Regions from separate parts of the Homo sapiens genome. Here region 2 is linked to region 1. The links are chromatin loops, found by intact Hi-C in ENCODE. Cell type or tissue: gastrocnemius medialis. All regions are shown on one strand. Links, peaks and the distances in the headings refer to the core of each region. The heading gives the core; the rest is flanking DNA. Region 1 has its middle 440 kb from the start of LNCARSR. Region 2 has its middle 340 kb from the start of LNCARSR.

Region 1 (2,924 bases), core at 328-2,827:
TGCTGCCCTTCTTGCTCCAGGAAGGGGTGAATGGGGGCAGGAAGCTTCTGGTTCATAGCTCTTGATGGATAAGTAACATAGGTCATTATCAGCCTTTTGTGAAACCTGTAAATGGCATAGAATGAGCTTGGAGGGCTAAGCCAATGGGAGGGGTGGCGAACTATGACATCCACCATCCTCAGCATGACAAGAAACCCTGAAAAGGAATATGCAAATACCATGTCATCTGAGTGCATTCATTCTTCCCGGGTTCTCTTCAAATAATGACCAGCTGATGTTTTAGGTCCAGATAAAACCAGCTGGAAAAAAGCATTCTTTACAGATGGTAAAAGTCTTTATTTGTTGCAAAGAGGAAAACAACTACAACCACAAATGGGACTTCTTATAATTGATTCTAAATGACAGTTTGCTGTTCTAGGCTTTATGAACCATCTCTATACTAAAAGTAGAAGGGATGCCCCTTTCAGGGAAAGCAAATTATTGGAAATAGAACCCTAAAATAGTGTTTCTCAAACATAAGGGTGCAACCAAATCATCTATAGACCTATTAAAATACAGACTCTGACTTAGCAGATGACGATTCTGCATCTCTAACAAGCTTCCAAGTGATGAAACTGGTCTAGGGAACATACTGTGAGTAGTAAGGCCTTAAAAGAGATATATAATACATGAAAAACTATTTGCAAACTAAAGGCCCTGAACCATGCAAATTACTCAAATTATTCAACATAGCATATATATTCACTTTCAGTTTCCAGTCATATTTTGTTAAGACTTTGTATCAAATTTCTTTCCCTTTTGCTTATCTGATCATCTATGGACAGCCACCAGGCTGCCTGGCACAGCACAAGGAACCTAAAATGGTCTTTGCTGGTCATGGACTCCACATTTACTCTGAGATGTCTGGTTTTGTTTTGTTTTGTTTTGTTTGTTTGTTTGTTGTTTTTCCTGATCATGAGGAAAATTTACAATGACCTCACTTTCCTAAATGCATACAGGCATTTATGCCATCATTGTTGCTTTTTGTCCCCAAATTAGAATCAGTTTCTCTCCAAATCTTGGAAATGCTTGCCTCTATAGAAATCTGTTTTTGAGAAAGTGCTATAAAAATAATGTGGTTATTTTGTCTGAATCCATTGGAACTCTACTCTACGTACCTGAACATGGAGTACCCCGATGAAGACATGGACATGAACAATTAAAAACCCCACGAAACTAAAACCACCAATCTTTTGTTTATTTACCAAGCAATTGACAAGCTATGCAAACAGATAACTCTAAAAGATTTTTAAAATTTGTATAAAATTGTTAATAGGTACTATTTCCAGGCATAATTACATATTTTAAATAGAAAGAGAAGAGGTGGGTGTTTCTGAAATCTTGAGCAACAACTGGACCCATTTTTAGTGATTTAGACACACATAATTAGCAGTTTAATTTCCTCTGTGGCTAAGTTAGTCCTAAGATTTCATCTAATAACAGGCACAATTTTATAGCCAGAAGCAAGTTTCCAGAGCCAGCTTCAGCTCAGCACTGCCCTCTGCCGTTTTCCAACCAATTTACGCTGCTCTGCTCAGGGTAAAAGCATCAGAATTGCAAATTGCAATTGGGCTGCACAAAAATTAATTGTGAGAGAAATGGAGAAGTATAATTCATTTAAAACTCTCTTTAACGAGGCTTTTATTTTTAGCTGAACAACAACAAAAAAGCATGAAAGATTATATTCCGAACCGCCTTTTTTCTGGTCTCTCAGATAATACTCATTATCATATTAGCCTTGAAGCTGGTTTCCCCTTCACACCACTTAGCACAATTAAAGATTATGTTGAATATTTCTATGCAAAGAATGGCCCCAAAGAACTGTTGCTCAAAACAGCAGTTGTTACCCCTTAAGTAGTCAAACTAAGCATGATATGTTTTATGTCTGGCAAGCCCAATTTTGGCTTTAATTCCAAATCTCTTTATGCAATTATATTTTAATGGGAAAATAAAGTTTCTTCTATGCCTAGAGGGCCAGTCCCTTTGTGTTAACACTGAGTGCGACTGACCACCAAGAGTGGAAATGTGTCCTGAAGGTTCCTGCTAATGAGCTGACAAATGTCAAAGCTGTTCTGTTCCAAGTCTGTCCTCCTAGCCTTCTCTTTTCATCAGGATGGGGAGATTTGACAATTATATCAGTCTTTTTATTCAAAATTCAGAAAGGGCTATGTGCTGTGTGCAGAAATGCTATCATTATGTTACAGAAAGTTGTTGCTTAAAATAAGAATCTGAAGAATTTACTAGGATATGGAGAAAACAAATGAATATTCTCATTGGAAATGCAGGTAGACTGAAAGCCCAAAAAGCAATGGCAGCCCAGTGCATTGAAGCTACACGACCTGTGTCCTTCTGTGTGTCCTGCTAGCTAGCTCCAACAAGATTAGCCGGGCTGAGATGCTGTAGATAAAATATCCATGCCACCAGAGTCTTTTACCGGAATTTATAAAGTTTTAACTTAAGTGAAGGCTGGGGTTCATATGTCAGCTCTGGTGCTGTATTAGCTCTGTGGTTTGATCTGGAGAAACTTTCTTCTACTTCCTAAGTCTCAGTTTGCTCATCTGTAACATCAAGGTGATAACCTGACTCATCTAACATGGTTGTTATGAGGTTTCAATTATAATAGATACCTTGTGAACACACATGGAGATGGGCACCCTAAATTTTCATGGATTCTGAATGGTAGGTACAACAAGACAGCTAGGAGAGGGATGCTGGAACAGAGGTAAACAAAGAGCAGACTCATCTCTCTGACAGTAGCTGAGATCCTGGGCTTTCTGGTGCCCAGGCCTGGATTTAAATCCCAGATCCACCATTTTTGATGACCTTGGGAATGTTCCAAGAACAGACTTGGAACAGAACAGTTTTGGCATTTCTCAGCACCTTAG
Region 2 (2,924 bases), core at 92-2,591, 100 kb before region 1:
ATATCATTTAATAAAATATATTTGCTTTAACAGAAAGGCAACATTGCCAGGATCATTGGTGTGGGAGAAAGCAAATTAATTAGCTTTTAAGAGGCCTGGCTTTTGGTTCTAATCCTGCCATCAGATTTCTTTTCACCTTGAATAAGTGATTACTTAAAAGGCTCCCCTTTCTGTACCTGCCAAATAAAGAATTTGAGATAGACCAGCATTTTTCAAACTTGATTTTCAGCCATGCAACAATTTCTTCCAGCATACATTTTATCGGGAAACTCAGTCCACAAATCTAGAGCTGCTTTGCTTGAAGCTCTAGGTGTAGTGAGGAGGAGAGCCTTGGGAGGCCAACTGAACTCCACCCTTCTCCTGCCCCCACCACATCCTAACCTCCAACAGCAGGGGGCAACCTATTCCAGAACTGCAAGCACTGGAGAAAGTAACCACCCTCCAGAGGCTATATTTTGGTGTTTTTATTTCTCCTTTCAACTGAATCTGAAATGCCTGATTTAAGGTGATCTGCTTTGGGGACGCACCATATGTAATTATTCTGATTTTCTGTTCTTTTAGTTACTTATTTCAGTCATATTGTGAATTTCCTTTTCTCTTGTCATTGGTTCTCTCCAAACCGAGGCAGGCGGATCACAGGGTCAGCAGATTGAGACCATCCTGGCTAACAGGGTGAAACCCTGTCTCTACTAAAAATACAAAAAAAATTAGCCGGGCGTGGTGGCGGGTGCCTGTAGTCCCAGCTACTCCGGGGGCTGAGGCAGGAGAATGGCGTGAACCCGGAAGATGGAGCTTGCAGTGAGTCGAGATCGCACCACTGCACTCCAGTCTGGGCGACAGAGTGAGACTCCGACTCCAAAAAAAAAAAAAAAAAAAAAAAAGGTTTGTCCTGCGCCACATTAGCAAATTAGTTTCACTTTGCTAATCCATTTTCATTGGAAATTCTGTGATTTCGGTTATATTTCCTCACCTTGGAGAAAATCTTCTGTCACCAATTTACATCAGCTTCACCCTTCAACATTTCAGAATGCTCAGGCCTCCTTCCATTTCCAGTATACTGTAATGCTGATGTTTTATAATTTCAAACACTTTACATAAAGTTGTGTTAAAGGTTTATTTATCAAATGAAATAATTAATGGCAAATTCATTCAGTCATAGTCTTTTTGCTTATACGGTCAACTAGAACAATCTGCTTGTTTCTCTTCAGGTTGCCATTATTTCAGTCCCTGCCACTAGTTGCAAATTTAATAAAAATTATAATGAAATTTCGCAAGTATATGTCAATTGCAAATTTATGTTTTAATTTTTTGGCGTCAGAGAATATATGTGCATGCTTTTAAATGCCTTGCAGCTTCAAAAGGCTTGTAACATAAAACAGCATTTCTTTCTTCACTTCTCCCTGATTCTTGATTCCTGTCTCTGGCAGGTGACCATTACTTACATTTACTTCTGGTATCTGCTTCTATATTTCTAAATAATATCTTTATTTTTTAAGTGTTATTTTAGATATTACCTATTGCCCATTGCCCAAACCCAAACTCCAAAAGGCACACTTCTACTCCTTCTAAAAACCTAATGAAGTTATGTCACAATTTACATAAATAAATAGTGTTTACATGGTTATGACTCTGTGAGTGTTATCTATAGTTGAACCATGTAAAACACAATAATTACATTTTTATATGCACTACTTTTTGTTTTTCCCGGAATTAGTAATTGCCTTACTTTTTAATTTTACAAGTTTTTTAAGTACTTACTGTTCACAAACTATCTTTAGAATTGCAATTCCTGGCCAGGCACATTGGCACATGCCTGTAATCTCAACACTTTGAGAGGCCAAGGCAGGAAGATCTCTTGAGCCCGGGAGTTCAAGACCAGCCTGGGCAACATAGTGAGACTCTGTCTCTACCAAAATTTTATTTTAAAAATAGCCAGATATGGTGGCATGTGCCTGTAGTCCCAGCTACTTGAGAGGCTGGTGTGGGGAGTCACTTTAGCTTATGAGTTTGAGGTGCCATGAGCCTATCATGCTACTGCACTCCAGCCTGGGCAATAGAGTGAGGCTTTGTCTAAAACAAACAAACAATAACAAAAAACAAACAGAAAACCAACAACAGCAGTGTATTCTTCACTTAATATCCAAAAACATCAGGTAATCTGTGAGTTTTATTATTTAATTTTTTGAGAGCTATCTTATTCTTGCTCCAATTTTGCCTGTTTGCTCTTTTGTCCTGGTGCACCACTGTAATTCTAGGGTTTTACTTCATTACCTCATTTTAGTGTAGTACATTTTCTAGTGGATTTCTGATAAATGGTTCACGGGAGCTACATTTCTTAAAATATGCATATCTGAAAAAAATGTCTTTTTTTTCTATCTTCTCATTTGGTTGATAGTTTGACTCCACAAAATTCATGGCTAGAATTTCAAAAGCACTTTTTGTTATTATTCTTTAGTTTAAGTTCTGGGATACAAGTGCAGAATGTGTAGGTTTGTTACATAGGTATATGTGTGTCATGGTGGTTTGCTGCGCCTATCAACCCATCATCTAGGTTTTAAGCCCCACATGCATTAGCTGTTTGTCCTAATGTTCTCCCTCCCCTCACCCCACACCCACTCACTGGCCCCGGTGTGTGTTGTTCCTCTCCCTTTGTCCATGTGTTCTCATTTTTCAACCTCCACTTATGAGTGAGAATATGCAGTGTTTGGTTTTGTGTTCTTCAAAGGGATTTAATAATCATCTTCTATCTTTCAACTTTGCTTTTGAGAAATCCAGTGCCATATTGATTCCTAATCTTTTGTGATATGTTTTATTAATATGTTTCTCCTCTTTGGACATATTTGTCAACTCCTCTTGAGCCATGTTATTCTGAAACTTTATAATAATGTACTGAATGAATGTTCACTTTCAATTGCAGAACCTCT

Evidence for each region. Peaks named below come from ENCODE experiments on the same cell type or tissue, not always from the same donor. Only the 100,000 strongest peaks of a DNase experiment are listed, where the experiment ranks them.
Region 2: it touches region 1 in a loop (5-fold over the local background); 10 of 110 quality-filtered maps call a loop at or near these places.

Annotation. Positions count from the first base shown.
Region 1 is chr9:79,128,689-79,131,612 of GRCh38, reverse strand. No RefSeq gene overlaps it. Among named protein-coding and RNA genes, the nearest start is that of LNCARSR, 440 kb to the left of the region's middle. In gastrocnemius medialis, for the core only: a CTCF peak has its summit at 1,536 (motif pointing left); no DNase peak of the experiment used is centred there.
Region 2 is chr9:79,231,221-79,234,144 of GRCh38, reverse strand. No RefSeq gene overlaps it. Among named protein-coding and RNA genes, the nearest start is that of LNCARSR, 340 kb to the left of the region's middle. In gastrocnemius medialis, for the core only: no CTCF peak of the experiment used is centred there; no DNase peak of the experiment used is centred there.